Linked DNA regions of Homo sapiens: region 2 is linked to region 1. A link is an interaction called in ENCODE POLR2A ChIA-PET data of the cell type or tissue named here. Cell type or tissue: Panc1. All regions are shown on one strand. Links, peaks and the distances in the headings refer to the core of each region. The heading gives the core; the rest is flanking DNA. Region 1 overlaps LRRC4C (leucine rich repeat containing 4C). Region 2 overlaps LRRC4C (leucine rich repeat containing 4C).

Region 1 (10,281 bases), core at 1,337-9,336:
AAGCAGCAGAAGAAAAGTTTGAAGCTAGAAGAGGTTGGTTAGTAAGGCTGAAGGAAAGAAGGCACCTAAGAAGAAATCATTGTGTCTTTGGTAAAGTTTATTTAAACTTATACTTTCATTGTAATGAAACATTACATTTTAATATCTGGGGGTCATATGTTAATGAAAACATTATCTAATATTTAATCTCCCATAAGTCTGATTTCATAGCCAGGATTTCTACTTCATAAGACTTCTCTCTTTTTTAAAAAACTATTTGATTTTTTTATTATACTTTAAGTTCTGGGGTACATGTGCAGAACGTCGAGTTTTGTTACATATGTATACACATGCCATGGTGGTTTGCTGCACCCATCAACCCATCACCTACATTAGATATTTCTCCTAATGCTATCCCTCCCCTAGCTCCCCACTCCCCAACAGGCCCTGGTGTGTGATGTTCCCCTCCCTGTGTCCATGTGTTCTCATTGTTCAACTCCCACTTATGAGTGAGAATATGCATTGTTTGCTTTTCTGTTCTTGTATTAGTTTGCTTTGAAGGATGGTTTCCAGCTTCATGTCCCTGCAAAGGACATTACCTCATCCTTTTTTGTGGCTGCATAGTATTCCATGGTGTATATGTGCCACATTTTCTTTATCCAGTCAATCACTGATGGACATTTGGGTTGGCTCCAAGTCTTTGCTATTGTGAATAGTGCCGCAATATGTGTGCATGTGTCTTTATAGCAGAATGATTTATAATCCTTTGGGTATATACCCAGTAATGAGATCGCTGGGTCAAATGATATTTCTAGTTCTAGATCCTTGAGGAATCGCCACACTGTCTTCCACAATGGTTGAACTAATTTACACTCCCACCAACAGTGTAAGTGTTCCTATTTCTCCATATCGTCTCCATTATCTGTTGTTTCCTGACATTTTAATGATTGCCATTCTAACTGCTGTGAGATGGTATCTCATTGTGGTTTTGATTTGCATTTCTCTAATGACTACTGATGAGCTTTTGTTCATGTTTGTTGGCTGCATAAATGGCTTCTTTTGAAAAGTGTGTGTTCATATCCTTTGTCCACTTTTTGATGGGGTTGTTTTTTTCTTGTAAATTTGTTTAACTTCTTTGTAGATTCTGGGTATTAGCCTTTTGTCAATTGGATAGATTGCAAAAATGTTCTCCCATTCTGTAGGTTGCCTGTTCACTCTGATGATAGTTTCTTTTGCTATGCAGAAGCTCTTTAGTTTAATTAGATCCCATTTGTCAATTTTGGCTTTTGTTGCCATTGCTTTTGGTGTTTTTGTCATGAAGTTGTTGCCTATGCCTATGTCCTGAATGGCATTGCCTAGGTTTTCTTCTAGGATTTTTATGGTTTAAGGTCTTACATTTAAGTCTTTAATCCACCTTGAGTTAATTTTTGTATAAGGTGTAAGGAAGGGGTCCAGTTTTACTTTTCTGCTTATGGCTAGCCAGTTTTCCCAGCACCATTTATGAAATAGGGACTCCTTTCCCCATTGCTTATTTTGTCAGGTTTGTCAAAGATCAGATGATTGTAGATGTGTGGTTTTACTTCTGAGGCCTCTGTTCTGTTCTATTGGTCTATATATCTGTTTTGGTACCAGTACCATGCTGTTTTGGTTATTGTAGACTTGTAGTATAGTTTGAAGTCAGGTAGTGTGATGCCTCCAGCTTTGTTCTTTTTGTTTATGATTGTCTGGGCTCTGCGGGCTCTTTTTTGGTACCATATGAAGTTTAAAGTAGTTTTTTTTTTTTCCCCCCAATTCTGTGAAGAAAGTCAATGGTAGCTTGATGGGGATAGCATTGAATCTATAAATTACTTTGGGCAGTATGGCCATTTTCACGATGTTGATTCCAGTGCCTAAACCACCATAAGGCTTCTCTTAAAGACAGAACACATGTATAGAGATGGGTGGGTTCTCACAGTCCTGTCAGTGTGGTCTGATTGGATCTTCTAAAAAGGGGGTGTTATTCTTGAAGCATCCAGTTACAGAGAAGGCTGGAGAGAAACTTATCAACCTCTGCCTTTGCAGATGTGTAATTAGCCTTGTGAAATTTCCGCTGTCCTCTTAATTAGCCTCAGTGTTTCTAAACATTCCAAATTACCATCATTTTCCTTTCCTATTTGACAGTCTGTTTTCCTGGATCAATGCCTTCCAGAGTAATGTTGCCAAACAGGACACTGGAAAAGTCATCGATTGAACCTCTTTTTGTTTCACTGTGTTTGGCATTGACATATATCTATGTAAGATGGGAATTATAGTATTATGTTATTCCGTATTTCACATACACATTAGCATATTGTATTTTCTGCCAGTAAATTATATGTGTCCATGACTCTCAAGATTGTGCCTCTGAGAGAGGCATCCTGAAATGTCCAGAGGTAATACATTATTTCATTAAATTTGAGACTTTAATCTTGCTTATCAGAGAAAGTCAAGCCAGAACCAGTATGAATAGGAACTGACCATTGTATAACCATGCTCCATACTGGTCAGTGATAAGCAGTGATTAACCAGCCTTTCATTCTGGCCTATATAAGCGGCAATGCCCTGCTCTGTACAATGCTCTGTGCAGTGTAGGCTTCCAATAAATAGTGCAGAGAACCTAACTGACACCTTTTGACACATCCCCCTCTGAGTTAGAAACAAGATTCATTTTCATATAAAGCTAAGGAATAATTAAAATGTGGCTAAAGGGTCCTATGCCAACTCCAACCATATTTTTACATTGGGTATTTATTTTTAGGTTCATTTTAGAGGTAATTTTATGCAGAAGAAAAATTGGGTTGGATTCTCAGAGATGCTTGTGTCCTTATCTGAATACCTCTGTTTCACTTCTTGCATGGTGCTTTGTTGATTTCATACAAAATTATCCAGAAAGAAGTAAAAAGGAAATATTCCCTAGCCATGTGCCTAGTTTGCTTTAAACTCTTTCTATGCTACCATCTCCTTCTTTAGAACTTAAGAGAGACAGAGAGTGGACATAAACCAATCAAATGCATAGGGTATTTAAAAATATCTAACAGCACCAAGCAGAGGCACTCATCATCCTGCTTAAAATTCTGTATTTAACTAGTTTAGCAATCTTGTTCATACATAGGAGACTTGGTAGTGGAGTTGGAAAATAATGAGCCTTGAAAGCTAGCTGGAATAAAGTGCCTTTCTAAACTTTGTAGAATGACTTTTAATAAACTCTTAGTCTTAATTAGTGAAAACTGTGAGAATTTTTAAATTTTTTAACTGAAATTTATTATTTTTACCTTATAAGATTATAGGATTACATAAATAAAATATGTAGAACATTTGTCATACCAATGGAAGTTAACAGCACTTAATATTATCAATTAATGTCATAATGCAAGTAATGCCACTATAGTATTAGGAATAATTTGCTTTCTCAAATATTATTTAAAAAGAAAAAAAATATTTCCCCCATACCCCATGCTCAGCAAAAGATTTCTTCACATGTAACTGAGGATATAATCTCAAACCTCTTTTTAATTATCACGCATTCTGAATGAATAGGGTCTGAGTTAACAAGATTATTCTCATATGCACTATCATAAAATAAAAGGGATTTTAATCAATCACATGAACAAAGCTACATAAATTTAATAGTATACTTAATCATGAAAGTACATTCTTTATATATCATACATATTAAAGCCCCTTTATTGGCCACAGTACTTCATGAGGACTAACTGGTTCACCTCAAACATGGCTAAAATATTTAAGCAGGAAAAACACCTGATTTTTAATAATTGTTGGAAATTTTACTGCATTTTAAAATGTTATTACACAAAATTGGAGTTATTTTACTTTATGTTTTAACCTACTAAGTCTTACAGTCTAGTACAGATATCAACAAAACTGAACAAAATTAGAAATCTACTCTTAGAAGCATAGAGGACAAGTCTACTTCATGAAGTCAAATAATATTCCAGAGATCAATCACATCAACTTGCTCCATGGGATAAAAATGTGTATCATGAGTAGGTTAATATTATGTAACATGTAATTTTAAAATCTGAGCTAAAAAGTTTTTAAGTAAGATTAGACAATATAATTATTCACATATAGAAAAGAAAGTTTTTCTTTCCTGACTGTGCACTTAAAATATTTTGAACATTTTCTTACAGTTTCTACCAATTCTATTAGTAAACTAAAAATTCTGAGGGTTTCCTTTCGACAAATGTGTATCAGAACAACTGTTCTTTTGTAATAAAAGAAGAATATGCTTAGTATTGCTAAGTTTCTCTTTTATTCCTGATATAAGGGAAAAGGTGAAAAAATACATGGTTTATTTTTACATGTTAATTAAATTTTACAAGACAGTTTTGTTCACTGTGGAACTTAGACTCTAAACCAAAGTAGCACATATAGATGAAAGTCGTTTTGTTTGAGAATATGAAATATCTGAATCTAGAGTAAATTCAAAGATCTTACCCCATAAAAATTGAATCATTTTCACTTCTTGGTTGACAGGTACTCCACAGGCTATTTATGAAAGATATGGTGTGGATGTTTTAGTTTAGTATCAAGTTTTCTGAGTGTCCACTGGGAACAGATGAGATAGGTAGGTTTATAAAACTCTAGTCCCATGTCAAGAATTAAATTGGTTTGATAATTTTTGAAATTGTGGCTTTTTTCTCTGTGTTCTAACAAACTTCTTGCCAACAATTAACTTCTCAAACTTTTAGATGATTGTATTGGTTTTTATTATTTCCCTGTTTTGGTTGTCTACATTTTGAGAGAAGAGATAGAAGAAAGTGGGGAGGAGAGAGAGAACTACACAACAACATATAAGGGAGGTTGATGGCAATTATGCAAAGAAGACAATAGATGGAAGGAAAATCCTTATAAAATAATTAAAATAAAGGATAAAATAAGAAGCGAATTAAATTTATTGAGTGTCAATAATTCTGATAATGATAGCAATAACCATATAGCCAGTCACTGACTACATGCCCGTTACTCTATTAAGTACTTTGTATGGCTTTTTTCAAGTAATCCTCATAAAAACACCAGAAAATGATATGTTTATATGCATTTTACAAATAAGAAAAAAAATGCTTCAACACAGCAAATAACTTGCTCAAGGCCATAGAGCTAATAAATTATAGAGCTGGGAATTGAGCCAAGAATGATTTGGCTCCAAACAACATCACTTTACCACTAGGGTGTAGTGCACTGTGCTAAGCCCTTTGCATGCATCATCTTATTGACTTATTGCAACACTTTGGACATGTACTATTAACCTCTTAATTTTGTTATTAAATAAAAGTATTGAAGTTAGAAGAGGTTCATGAACGTATGCAATTTTACCCAACCAAACAAGGGTTTGAACCCAGGTCTTTGTCACTCTACTGTAAGGATCACATAGTTTTGCTGGAATAGGTAAATTGATAAGAATGCTTTAGGGCCTGAGTTTCAAGAAAATAAAAGAAAGAAAAAAGAACATATTACTATTTGCCTTAGTAGCAATTCCAAGAGGATTCATAGTGGAAGTGAAGATTCTCTGAGAGAACTGAGAGTTTAAGGTGAGACAGTTGGCTCTTTGTCTTGCCTGCCTTTTAAGATATACTTTACTTCATTTGGTTGGTTTCTATCACCCTTTCCTGTGAGTTGTTTTGAATCCAGAATCACTTTTATCTGAGTAAGAAAAAAGAAAATGGAAGCCAAAAAACTGATTAGAAAAGAAATGAAAGTACTTCTGTAAGGGTCTGTCTGTCATGAACCCAGCAATGCTAAGATATAGGAAATAGAAAAAACTCACTTCTATCCTGGAGAGTTGTAAAGTATCCTTCAGGAGGAATAAATTGTCCTCTATGCACCCCTTCTAATCCACTCTCCACACTGCATCAGAGAGGTCTTTTCAAAATGCAACCCTGCCCTGGCCCTTAATTTTGAAAGCTTTCAGTGGCTTCCCATTGCTCTAAGAGGAAGACAAAGCAAGGCTCTCATCCACCTCTCCAGCTTGCAGCCCTGTGTACTTATCAGCTGCACTGTGCTTTGCTAGTCTGTGGTTTGCTAGGGCTTGCATTTGTGTGATTTCCTCCTGCTGGGGTGCTTATCCCATTCCCTAGTCTAATGTAGCTTATTCTCATCTATCCTTCAGGCTAAGTCTAGCTTCATTTCCCCAAGAAGGCTTCTCTGAACTCCTTGACTAATATAAAAAGTACTTCTTCCTTGGAAGAATTGTTAGAGTGGATTTTTTTCTTTCTTTTCTTTTTTTTTTTTTTTTTTTTTGAGACGGAGTCTCACTCTGTCGCCCAGGCTGGAGTGCAGTGGCACTATCTCGGCTCACTGCAACCTCTGCCTCCCAGGTTCAAGTGATTCTCCTGCCTCAGCCTCCCAAGTAGCTGGGATTACAGGCGCATGCCACCGCGCCTGGCTAATTTTTTGTATTTGTAGTAGAGACGGGGTTTCACCGTGTTAGCCAGGATGGTCTCGATCTCCTGACCTCGTGATCTGCCCGCCTCGGCCTCCCAAAGTGCTGGGATTACAGGCATGAGCCACCGCGCCCAGCCTTGTTACAGTAGATTTTCAAAAATAAATATTTGTCTGCCACTCTAGACTACAGGTGTCCCTAGTACACAGGAGTGTGCTTAGTCTTGTATGCCTATCTCAGTGTCTGAAACAGAGCAGCTACTGCAGTGTGGTAGCTGATTTTCAAAGTGTCGACTCCCAATGATACCTGTCTCCTGAATTCATCCTTGATTTTGATAAAGTGACTTGATTTATCAGTGGAATTTCGCAGACGTGGCATTTTGCACGGCTAGGATTGATCTTTAAGGTGGCTCAGCGGCTTTCACTTTTGTGCTTTTCGGAAACCCTGAGATATTGTCAATGATCCATATGGAGAGGAGATGCTCTGGTGTTACATGGGTAAGGAATGAGGCCCAGCTCTCCCAGTGTCTCAGTCATGCCTGTGGTTGTGACTTTGGTCTCACCCACCATCTGATGATATCTACATAAGATGTTTCAAGTGAGACCAGAAAAATAACTGCCCCTCTGTGCCCAAGCAACCCACACAACTGTGAGATACAACACAGTAGCTATTGTTTTTATTTTGTTTTGTTTTGGTTTTGGTTTTTTCATTTGTTTGTTTTTGTTTTTGTTTTGAGATGGAGTCTCACTGTGTTGACCAGGCTGGAGTGCAATGGTATGATCTCGGCTCACTGCAACCTCTGCCTCCAGGGTTGAAGCAATTCTCTCACCTCAGCTGCCGAGTAGCTGGAACTACGGGTGTGTACCACCACAACTGGCTAATTTTTGTATTTTTAAGTGGCTAAGTGTGGTTGCTTGTTACATACCGATAGATAACTGAAAAATAAGATGCATAATAAAAATGTAGAATTTATAGATTAGTGTAGTTTCCTCATGACTGGATTCTTGCTATTTAGGATATAGGGCAAGGTATCAGGGTCAGGCCTATATGGATTTTTTTTCTTTTTTTCTGGACCTGTCAGGCTCATCCTGCACTAATACATGCTAAAGAATAAAAACGAAGTATCATTCTCTAAATTCTGTATATGTAGTACATCTGAAAACGCATGTAATTTATATTAACTCTTGTTTCACTAGCCTGTATATACTACAATAGTCACTTTTGTGTGTATTATCAAATTTTACTATGTTAATGCCAAAATTACTGATGGAAAGGCCTCAGCCCCCTTCAAAATATAGCCCACTCTCCCAATATTTCTAGGGTCTCCAGAAACTTTTTCAGAAGTGCCCAGAAGCAATTCTTCTGGATTACTCTTCTCCAATCTTGCTTCTTTGCTGTACTTATCATTTACTAAGTGTGGCATTCCCTGCTGGTGCTTCAGTTTCGAGTCTGGAGAGAATGCTGCCTTATTCAAGTTTCCTTCTTCCTGAATACTCAGTTATGCAAAACATATGAGATATCAAGCCAGGCACTGTGCTGCTTTCAGTCTTCACTACATTGAATTCATAATGTGTTCTGTGCAGAAATGTGGAAAATCTCCCATTTTATAGTGCAAACTGGAAGCATTTAGTAGGCACTGGTCCATAGCAATTTTAGTTCCTAGATTAATGTTCAATTCTGCTTCCTATGAATTATCTTTTGCATCTCATGGCCCTTCTCTTTGAGCTCTTGATTTCTGCTTCTAGGCCATTTTTCTTTGTCATAAAATGTACCCTATATTTGTAGATAAGTAGTTTTTACAGGTCAGTTGCTGAACGGAGTCATTTAGGTGTCATACGCCTCTTTTCATTTTGTACTGTTTCTGTCACTTTCAGTATGAGCTCATATAATTTCTTTAAAACCATTGTGGGCTTTCTGTGTATCAAATTATAATTCTTGTAGACAAAATATCCTGTACTTCTCCCATTTGAGGTTGCTGTGGTAAGATGCCTTTAAATTTCTTATAACCTTTATTATTTAAGAGATATTGCCTAAGAGGCACACCTTACAATAAGGCTTAATAGAGGATTTTTCTCCTCAACCTGGATTTTATTTTTGCCCTCTGAAACCATTTCTTACTTTAAGAATATTTTCCTGGGAGTGCCTGTGTCTTAGAAACAGTTTGTTTTTCCTTCAAAATCTAGCAAGTATCAGTTTTTTTCAAAAATTTTTGCCCAATATCCAAATCTTTCTTTCTTTTATTTCCCTCTTGTTATTCACAAGGGTCATCTTGAGTTCAGGGGCTGTATTATTCTATTTCGCCATCTCTCTAGACTCTCTATATACTACTCCTCTTCAAAGTCCTGCAATGGTTTTCCCATGTATATCAACTGAGGCAACTAGGTGGGTGACAAGGTCACCAGATTTCAAGCACTCACATTGTGAGTTGCTATTTAGGCTTATTTGAGACCTCTGATCACATATAAAATGATTTTGCTGCGGATAGAGGCAGTACCTGTCAACAAAGAGGAACCTGTAATTTTCTTCTGTTTTTATGCTGTTTAGCTAATGGCAAGATACTTATCCTCACTGACTTCATTTATCTTTGAAATTATATAATGAATTTACAGGATTCTTATTGTACTTAGATGTTATATCCTGTCACAAAGGAAATATTGAGTAAAATAGTCATTATTATAAACATTTTATTTATGGTGTATGCACATGTGTTTGTTACGAAATCAACTAGACCCATTTTGCTGGCATTGTGAACATGGACCAGTTATTTTAGCCATCTCATACACATTACTTCTGTTTAAGAAAGGAATAGCAATGCTTCTCATAGGGATATTAGGTCAGTAGTTCAGAACTATTTGAAACTTTAAGAAATATATATATATGAGATATATATATATAAATACATATAGATATATACACATAGATATGATATATAAATAAATATACATATATATTGATTGCAGGGTTCTATGTCAGACACTTATTTCGAGCTTTTGTCATGTAAGTAATTAAAATGTAAAACAAGAACCCCTGAGGTGATTCCAGTGCATAACTGGAGTGGAAAAGCACTATTTTTGAAGCTGAAGATGGCACTTGTAAATTACCTGACCTAAAGTGCAGTAAGCACTCAATAAAGTTATATTTACATCCACTGCCTTGCACACTGCCTCCCTCCGCTGCCATGGACAAGAGCTTTGTGAATCATTTAGGAGCCAATAGCAACCTGCCATGATTATTTTTAATCATCATGTGACGTATTTTTAGCCAACTGGCAAGATTACACTCAGTACACACAAAATATATAACTATAGTTGCCTATGTTATATTACCTCACTGTTTCAAATAAATGGTTGCTTATTCAGCTTTGTGTAATAATTTGAAACACGATAAAGTTTTATTTAATCAAAAATATCTCCCTTTTTTATAAAAAATGCTACGCAAAATTAACAGAAATCAGAAAATTGTATTTAATCAGTACCCAATATTACTAGGCACTATGAAATGCACTAAAGAAGGCAGTCCCGAAAACATAACATACCGCATTGTTCCATGACAAGTGAAAATAGACTTTCTCTCATTGGTCATTTCGCAAAAAAAAATAAATAAATAAAAATTAAAAAAATTTTAAAAACCAGCATACAGTAAAATCTTAAGGGCTTTACTATCATTTACATTTTTCTTCAATTGCAAAATAAATTTAAATTTGGAAAAGAGAATCATGTAGAAGATAAACTGTATCCATGATCTTACCATTTAAATTTACTGTTAACAATTTTCAAGCTTTCCTATTAAACTATTTATCATGCTAAATAGCAACCCATTTCTTAACAAAATGGAATCACACTGTAGATGCATTGCTTAAATTATTACTTAATATTTCAAGT
Region 2 (10,281 bases), core at 1,178-9,177, 59 kb after region 1:
AGACCCCTAATCACCTTGAGAAGGAAAGTAGGATTGAAGTTTTTGTGGAAAGAGTAAACTACCCCGGATAGTCTAACTCTCAATATGACTGCTGCAATTGTCTTGCTGCTTTCTGTTCTTAGCTTTTACCACACCCTGAAAAATTGCATTGTTGCTAAAAGGAACTTGATTGTCAGCCAAAGATAGTGAAAGGCTTTTGTCTATATCCAATCCTCAATAGCTTTTGCAGGCATAATGCAAACATCGTGCTGCATCATGGATGTGTTTCAAAGTTCACCTAGCAAAACTTGAGGGGCGAAAAGGTAGCCAGCACGCACACAGGTGGCTGCTCTTGCTCTGTGGCACCAACAACAAGGACCCCTCATTGTGATGGCTTTGTGTGGTGGACATCAGTCTACAGCAGCAAGATTCTCCCCAAATTCAGACTCCCAAATAGAGCTTTGTGAGTCATCACCCTTGTTCTTCTTTCGTGAGGGCTCTGCTTTGTCTCTAATGTATCTGCTCCGGTTCTAAGAATGGAGAGAGGCAGCTTTTCTGGCTGGATGAATTGGCTTTATAATGTAATCATTAAATGTCTTAAAACTGGATCTGAATTTGAAGGTGTGAAAATTCACAGGAGGCCATTCTTTGTGTGATTTGGAAATTATTTTCAATTACAGATTAGAGCACGGCAGTGTCTGTAATATCATTTAATAAGTTATAATGCTTCCTTTTGTCATTTTTCCCCTCTGACTGAGATGGGCACCCTTAAGCTGGCTGACAGATTCCTGAGTGCTGACGATCACTGCTCTGGCAAATGGGAAGGAGTACAATGATGCTGCAAATGAGTGCCAATGAAAGTGGTAGATCTTTCAAATAAATTGCATACTGCTTCCAAATTGGATGTAATTGGAGTGTATTCATCAAATTTTGAATTTGGACTCAATAGTAACAGGAAGTTAGTATTGAAACATTGAATAAGAGAACACTTATAAAATAGAAGTCAATGATTGTGTATATGCATATGAAAGAGGGAAGGTCATTAGAAAGTACTCAGTAGCTGGTTTTCCCAGGTCTAGAGACAATCAACATGAAGAGCATAATACATTTATATGTTAAATACCCTCATGTGTATGCATGTATGTGTGTGCATTTTATCTCTGTATATGCATGTATGTGTGTCCATTTTTATCTCTGTATCTGCTTATCTAGGCTTTTTTTATCTTCCTCCTTTTAAATTTCCAAAGAACTTAACTGATTAACTATATCCACTCTTAGCAAGACATATTGTAGTAGGATATACAAATAAAAAACCTAGGAAAACATTCTCTCTGAGTTTATTACTCTTTGAAGCCAAGTGAAGGTGAATATATTAAAATACAGTAACATTTAAGAGGGGTTGACATCCTATGAGATTTTTGGATTTCCAAAGTGATTTGAAATTCTAGATTCTCTTATTCTTTCAGTAGACTGTTGGAATCCTTGCCTACAAAAGAAAACAAGTTTAGGTGAGAAAAGCTATTTTATATTTGCTCAAGTTCCCCATCAAATACTAACCTGAGAATGATGGGAAAACCAAAGACTTAGGAGAAACTGAACAGAGAATAAGGTTATAGAAAGAACAGAGAAACTTCACGGATGATGAAGAAAAAGAAGAAATGGTGAATGGTTGCAGTGGCAAGAATACAAGAATTAGTATTTTATGATGTTTGAAAGACAGATTTAAGAGAAATTATGAATTACTTGATGGTCATTGAAGGAGTCTGGATATTTTTCAGTAGGTCAGTTAGATTGTCTTAAATATTTGCCTCACAGAATTACAGGATTACAAGGGTTTATATAGATAGGCATAATGGAATTGCATGACAGACTTACTATGATTATACGTATATATGATAGTAGTTCATTTCTACATACACATGTGTGTGCATGCACGCACACAGACACACACACAGGCAGTCCATGGCTGGTAACAAGGATTCTATTGTCATCAGAGACCCAAATTCAACATCTTCTCCGTATGATTTACAACTTTTTATCTTGTCCATTCCAGTGAAAAGATAATACCTCCTAGCCTTTCAGAAACGAGTAAAGAAAGACATTCTCTGCCATTTAAATATATTTCCTGGAAGTTGCACAAACCACTTTTATCTACATTACTTTAGGCAGAATGTAACTACATCTATCTGGGCAAGGAATTAGAAAGGTAATGTTTGTTCTACTCAGTCACATAACCAGGTGAGAATTTGAGTTGTATTGCTGTAGAAGAAAAGGAGAATGGCTACTGCAAGAAAAACAGAGACTTCTGCAATAATATGACATAAAAAATTTCATACTATACAAGATAGAATGTTTTCTTAGAAATAGTCAACTTAATTGAAGGAGGGGAGCCATCAGGAAGGGAGACTAGTTAAGATGCTCTTATAACAGTATTTAGTGTCCAAGCTAGGAAAGTGGAGATCAAAGACTCAACAAATTGCAGATTTATTTAACAGGTGGAGATAACAGTATTTGGTGATTCTCTGGCAGCTATTAAACTATTAAAGGACTGAATTTAACTCTCATTCTCAGTTTTCTGGGCCAGAGGTGATGGTGCACCTAGGAGAATAAACATGGGAAGGAAAGTTTGATTGGAAAAATGGAACTGCGAAATGCACAAAAGCCATTTGTGTGTACTAAATGTTCAGGTATTTGGGATGCAAAGATAAATGATACAAGTGCCCTGCCTTAAAGGAGACTCTAAATTTAGTAGTAAGCAATACTTAGTTGAGTGTGAGAGATTTTCTTTTTAATAGATACATACACCTTCATCATACAATTAAAACCTTTTTTGCTCTTGATTTTATATTTATACAATGGGTATGAATTTATTACTCTTTGATGGGTATACTTTCTTCTTAAAAATATCTTTCTGCCTTTCTGTAATTTTTAAATTTTTTTATAATTGTTCTCTACTTCATATCAATCAACATGTGATTTGTTTGATTGTGTTCTTTGAGATTCTTTTTTTTAAAAAAAATTGCTGAGGTATATCCTCAAGTAACTGTTTTTTTTTTCTTTTTTTTTTTTCTTTTTTAAGAAATACACAGGAAAGCTAAAATTCTGAGCTGTTGACCTTTTAAAATCTCCTCATTTTAACTAGATTTAGGAGTTCAGGTTCTAAATTACTTTGCATTTCGAAGGACAGTGAACTACTGTATAGCACACATAATTTTTAAAGAATTTTAAGCCATTCAAGTTTTCTTTTTTTTCCCCTTCCTTTCTTTCCTTTTCCCCTCCCGCCCTTATCTCCATGCTCTTTCTCTTTCTCTCTCTTCCTTCCTTCCTTCTTTTTCTTCCTTTCCTTTCCTTTTCTTCCTTCTTTTTGTACAAGGTCACACAAACTGTCCTCTTCCTAGCTTTCCATACAGTCTCTAAAAACTTGAAATTATCTTTACAATACCAAGCTTTCTTTAACATAAGCCTGGGTACAGATTTGAATTTGCTGATGCTATTGGACACTGGAGAGAATTTTTTCAATCTAAAGACGGAATTTTCTTTAACTTGTGAACATTTTTTTCTATTATTATTTCTCTCCCTCTCTTTTCTCCATTTTTTGTTGTAAAACTTCATTTAGAAATCATTGAAGCTTCTCAATCTATTCTTCTAAATTGAGTTCTTCCATATTTTCTGTCACTTTTTTTTCTTGCTCTGTATTCTGGGAGATTTCCTTGACTTTTTTTTCTTGCTCTGTATTCTGGGAGATTTCCTTGACTTTTATGTTTAAGATGTCCAATTAGGTAATCAGATTCAAGACTCCACTCAAATGTTTATTACAGTCATAATTTGGATTCTTAGTATCTCATATGTTTTTAGATAGCATTGTGGCATTTAATAAATTGCTACAATATACATATAGATAAATTTAATTTGAATTAAACATTCTTCAGGTTGATTTTGCTTCTTGCTTTTTCTCAAATTTCTCAAAATCCTTAGTTGATGACTGATATGCTAAAGAGGAGCTAAAGAGGACTGATACGCTAAAGAGGTTGATTAATATTGGTGACATATATTGGTTTCTTCTGCCATTTTGTAGGCATTTTTCTCCCAAGTAGCCTCTCAATGAGAGGAAGTCATATGCCAGTAGAATAAAGGCAAAAGATGTAGGTCTCAAGAGTTTCTAGTTAGGTATTGAGAACATGGAATTAATCAAAGAGACAGGCAATTCCACACTTCCTCATTGGAACATTTACCGTGTATCAATCTCAATGCCACTTTCACATACTAATATGGCCATTAATATTCATCTCCATGCAGTTTAAAATTTGAAGATAAAATGAGTTGGCCAACACAGAGAGAGAGAAAAAAATATGCCCACAATACAGTTCTGTGCTATCTATTTCAATTATAGGTCTGAGGTAAGGGTACCAATGTCACCAATATAAAGAGTTGCAAAGGGACATTTAAAGCAGAGACACATACATGGTTTTGATGAATTCTGAAGGCAACAATGTCTGCAAAAAGAGAATGTGCCCAGGGAAAGGTGATAGAAAGACCTTTTTCTCTCTGTCATTGGGAATGTGAAATGAAATTAGGACTCAGGTAAAAGAGAATAGGACAGATGAACAATTCAAGCATGGAATATTAAGCACACGGGAAATAGGAAACTAGCTGCCCCCCATTTCACCTTCCCTTCTTCTCTTGTGGTATCTCAAAGCTATCACTGAAATCAACAGAGTAGAAGTACACTTTGGGAATATTACATAAGTCTGGCTGTGTTGCCTAGCTTCCTGCCTCTGGGCAGAACTCTAGTTAAATAATTCTGGACAGATGGATGCCTATCCTTGGAGAGCAGGGACACAGGAGTGAGGATGGACACAAAAGCAGCATGTCAGCCTGCTTCCATCTGGAACTAGTGAGCACCTCGTTTTGTACAAAGGCAGTAGCCATGCTGTTTAAATGGCACTCTGCATGACTTTGTTGTTAAATATGGGCTTCAGGAGCATTATATTTCCCTTATGGCCCAGGCAAGTTATATTTTGGGGTGTGATTTTTCACCTGGTGTGATTTTGGCGCTCACTTACTCTTTTCAAGTGTGGACAACTGGTTGAAGCCAGTTGTGCTGTTTTCATTGTTGTGACATACATGACAGATGACCTTCTCATGCATAGTATGCCCAAGGCTTTGGGCTATTTCTGACGTGTTGCTCCCATTTAAAAGGATAATGAATAACATCCCACTTTATACCTCCCATTCTGGAACTATCTGAAAACTGAAGCAGGAAACACATGTAAGCTTTATTACTGATAAAAACTAAGTAGAGAATAAATACTGGATTTAAAAAAAAAGGTTTTCTCAACTTCACTCCCACCTGAAGCCTTGTCTTTTAACCAGCTCACCCATAAAGGTGTCTGAAAATTAGATGTATACCTGAAAAAGTAAATGAGAAATATTTACTTCATTACATTGAGCCCCAATGCAGGGGTAGAGAGGAATGAATATTCAGATATGGATGTAGAAGGCATAGGTATTTTAACATAGCTGTGTTTACCACATTGAAAATAACGATCAGAAAAAAAATTCATACACTGTCAAAGTAGACAAGTCCAAAACAGAGAGCTAAGAAGTTGTTGAATCGCACAAGTTTCCTTCCGACTGTTATCTTTCAGATAAATCTCCCTTTGTGCCATAAGATAAAGGCAGTGAGTTAGAAAGATGAGCAGATATCTCTTCTCAGCACTTCGAAGATGTCAGAGTTTTACTCTAAAAGCAGAGGGAGAAGTGTTAGAATACAAAAAAAAAAAATTCTCTAAGTTTACTACCTGTAACTCAACATATTCTATAGCTCTCATATTTGAAAAGATAATACAGTACAAGTGAGTGAGAGTGAGAAGATTATAGGGATATTATTCAATCTTTTCTGAAATCATATTTTAACTATGGTAAGTTGCACATCAGCATGACACCTACCTTACAACTGTTGGTAACAAATGACTCACTGTTAAAAAAAAAAAAAAAAAACTTTAATCAAGTGGTCATTTTATAATTATATTGGGGAAACACTAGGAAAATATTCTCCAAATACCACAGACAAGTCAGAAAAGAATAAAGTGTTAAAGATAGAAGATGCAGGAAATCTCATGGATCCCCTTTTAGCACTGCTCATTGACAGATAACCTTACTCAACTACAGGTCTTTGCTGTTTGTAGCTATACTATTTTTAACTTATTTAGTGAGATATAATTCACATATCATAAAATTTACTCATTTAAAATGTGTAACTCAATGGGTTTCGTATTTCATAGGGTTATGCAACACTGCTATCTAAGTTGAGAACATTTACATGACCCAGAAAGAATTGTGGTACCAATGTACAGTGATTTCTCACCCCACCATAAGCCCTAAACAATCACTATTTTTCTTTCTTTCTGTATAGATTTTCTGATTCTGAACATGTCATATAATGTGCATATACAAATCTTTTTATATATTCCTGGATTTGGTTTGCTAGTATTTTGCTGATAATTTTTATATCTTTACTGATAAGGGATATTGGTCCGTAGTTGTTTTTTTTTTCTTAGAATGCCTTTTTGTGGTTTTGGTATCAGGGTAATACTGGCATCATAAAATGAGATAGAAATGTCCTCCTCTCTTTTGTTTCTTTAAAAGAGTTTTATATTCATTGGGATTGTATTAATACATAAGAATTGGTATTAATTATTTCTTTCAATATCTGATAGAATTCACCAGCTGTATTGCCTGGAGCTTTTCTTCACGGGAAGTTTTAAAATGATTAATTCAATTTCTTTAGTTGTTATCGGACAATTTAGATTTTCCATTTTTTTATTTTTATTTTTTGTATACACTACTTTTTTATTTTCTCAAAAGCACTGAAGTAAAAATAACATTCTCATTTTACATTTAAAGAAAATGAAACTCAGAAAAGTTAAATTATTTGCCCATGCTGGCTCCATGGCAAGTTTAGAATTGAGATTCCAATCAACATTTTTTTATTATACTTTAAGTTTTAGGGTACATGTGCACAATGTGCAGGTTTGTTACATATGTATACATGTGCCATGCTGGTGCGCTGCACCCATTAACTCGTCATTTAACATTAGGTATATCTCCTAATGCTATCCCTCCCCCCTCCCCCAACCCCACAACAGTCCCCAGCGTGTGATGTTCCCCTTCCTGTGTCCATGTGTTCTCATTGTTCGATTCCCACCGATGAGTGAGAACATGCGGTGTTTGGTTTCTTATCCTTGCGATAGTTTGCTGAGAATGATGGATTCCAGCTTCATCCATGTCCCTACAAAGGACATGAACTCATCATTTTTTATGGCTGCATAGTATTCCATGGTGTATATGTGCCACATTTTCTTAATCCAGTCTATCATTGTTGGACATTTGGCTTGGTTCCAAGTCTTTACTATTGTGAATAGTGCTGCAGTAAACATACATGTGCATATGTCTTTATAGCAGCATGACTTATAACCCTTTGGGTATATACCCAGTAATGGGATGGTTGGGTCAAATGGTATTTCTAGTTCTAGATCCCTGAGGAATCGACACACTGACTTCCACAATGGTTGAACTAGTTTACAGTCCCACCAACAGTGTAAAAGTGTTCCTATTTCTCCACATCCTCTCCAGCACCTGTTGTTTCCTGACTTTTTAATGATCACCATTCTAACTGGTGTGAGATGGTATCTCATTGTGGTTTTGATTTGCATTTCTTTGATGGCCAGTGATGATGAGCATTTATTCATGTGTCTTTTGGCTGCATAAATGTCTTCTTTTGAGAAGTGTCTGTTCATATCCTTCACCCACTTTTTGATGGGGTTGTTTGTTTTTTTCTTGTAAATTTGTTTGAGTTCTTTGTAGATTCTGGATATTAGCCCTTTGTCAGATGAGTAGACTGCAAAAATTTTCTCCCATTCTGTAGGTTGCCTGTTCACTCTGATGGTAGTTTCTTTTGCTGTGCAGAAGCTCTTTAGTTTAATGAGATCCCATTTGTCAATTTTGTCTTTTGTTGCCATTGCTTTTGTGGTTTTATCTACCTTTGGTCTTTGATGATGGTACAGATGGGGTTTTGGGGTGGGAGTGACAAGATTTTCCAGGTGCTGTCTGTCACCGCTTTCCTTGGCTAGGAAAGGGAATTCCCTGACCCCTTGCACTTCCTGGGTGAGGCGATTCCTCACCCTGCTTTGGCTCACGCTCAAGCTCTGTGTGCTGCACCCACTGTCCTGCACCCACTGTCTGACAATCCCCAGTGAGATGAACCTGGTACCTCAGTTGCAAATGCAGAAATCATTCGTCTTCTGCATCGCTCACACTGGGAGCTATAGACTGGAGTTGTTCCTATTCAGCCATCTTGACTCTACTCCCCTCCATTTATTTTTAAGTCGGTTTAGTAGTTTGTGTTTCTACAAATTTGTCCATTTCATCTAAGTATTCTAATTAGTTACCATACAGTTGTTCATAGTTTTCCCTCAAAATCATTTCTGGCCGGGTGCAGTGGCTTATGCCTGTAATCTCAGCACTTTGGGAGGCCAAGGCGGGTGGACCATGAGGTCAGGAGTTTGAGACCAGCCTGGCCAACATAGTGAAACCCCCATCTCTACTAAAAATACAAAAATTTGCCAGGCATGGTGGCACACACCTGTAGTCCCAGCTACTCAGGAGGCTGAGGCAGGAGAATTACTTGAACCCAGGAGGCGGAGGTTGCAGAGAGCAGAGATCAGGCCACTGCACTCCGGCCCAGGCAATAGAGTGAGACTCTGTCTCAAAAAAAAAAAAAAAAAAAAAAAAAAAAAAAAAAAAAGTCATTATTTCTGTAAGGCTAATAGTAATGTCACTCTTCCATTCCTGATTTTGGTAATTTGAGTCTTATTTCTTTTTTGTTTTGGTTATTTAACTAAAGGCTTATCAATTTTTTTCTGTTTTCTAGGCAGCTGGCTTTTGATGCACTAATTTTTTTCTATTATTTTTCACTGTCTACTTATCCACTTTTGCTCTGATCTTTATTATTTTCTGATTCTGCTTACTGTGGGTTTAGTTTGCTCCTGTTCTAGGTTTTTTTTCATTGTTAAATAAGCTACTGATTTAAAGATTTGTATAAATATATATATTATGCATATATATAGAGAGAGTTACATCTATTAACTTCCATCTAATAACTATTTTTCTTACATTATAAGTTTTGGTATGTTGTATTTTCATTTTCACTTACCTCAAGATATTATCTAATTTGCTCATGATTTCTTCTTTGATCCATTAGTTCCGTAGAAGTGTATTGTTTAACTTCCACATGTTTGCGAATTTCCAAAATTTCTTTCTCTTTCTGGTTTCTCATTTAATTACATTGGGCTTAGAGAGCATACTTTATATGCGCAGTTCTTTTTTTTTTTTTTTTAATTTTCAGGGATACATGTGCCAGTTTGTTGTATAGGTAAACTGATGTCACAGGGAGTGATTCCAATTCTTTAAATATATTAATGAATGTTTTAAGGCCTTATAACTATAATATTTCTAATTGTATAATGTGTAATACTTTCTAACAGGCTCCAAGCCTGGGCTTTGCTAAATGATTATAGCACTAAGGAAACAGTAGTACACTCCTACTTACATATGCATCAGAAAGCCTGTTCCCTTATTTCAGTTTTAAAAAATAATTTTAGGCTAATCATTTAAGGTCATTGTTGTCTTTGTTTCCTTGGTATTTATAGCCACTGTTTATATCAAAAATAATATAATAAATATTTTTACCTATGAGCTATAATATAGAAATCCACACATATCACACAGGTCATAGACACTTTCTCCTACTGTTCTAGAAGGAAAAGTGATATATTTATTTAATCATAATTAACAACAAAACTATTTAACACATAAACACAAAATATGTTGCCTAGAAGTCTGTTTACATCAATAACTTGTCTGTTACCACTACTGAGAATGAAGAACATATATATTAACTAATCAAACATAAATATTGACAAGAGGAGATGCGGGAGGGAAGGGCATATTTAGTGAGTGGGTCTTCTTCATGACCTTTGCCCTATACCTGCCCATATAATAATGAGGGATTGCTATAATAACAATACATTATTGGTTTTATTTTATGACTGATGATAAACACAGCTAGTGGAGCATTAAAAAAATACTACCTAATCTAAAATCACTATGCCTTTAAGGATAATTAACCAGACTTTATTGAACACCCAACGTAATTGCCAAAGTGGAAATTAAACTTAAATTTCACACTCCTCATGTTCTCAGGGTGAGTTCTGGACAGCTTTCCCCTTACCTGAAAATATA

Evidence for each region. Peaks named below come from ENCODE experiments on the same cell type or tissue, not always from the same donor. Only the 100,000 strongest peaks of a DNase experiment are listed, where the experiment ranks them.
Region 2: POLR2A ChIA-PET joins it to region 1 with 13 read pairs; 2 of 35 experiments call an interaction of 5 or more read pairs at or near these places.

The regions. Positions count from the first base shown.
Region 1 is chr11:40,509,226-40,519,506 of GRCh38, reverse strand. All of the region lies in intron 3 of LRRC4C (leucine rich repeat containing 4C), which reads left to right. Among named protein-coding and RNA genes, the nearest start is that of LRRC4C, 950 kb to the left of the region's middle. In Panc1, for the core only: no CTCF peak of the experiment used is centred there; a DNase peak (open chromatin) is centred at 5,162.
Region 2 is chr11:40,449,871-40,460,151 of GRCh38, reverse strand. The region is part of intron 3 of LRRC4C (leucine rich repeat containing 4C); the gene reads left to right. Among named protein-coding and RNA genes, the nearest start is that of LRRC4C, 1.0 Mb to the left of the region's middle. In Panc1, for the core only: no CTCF peak of the experiment used is centred there; no DNase peak of the experiment used is centred there.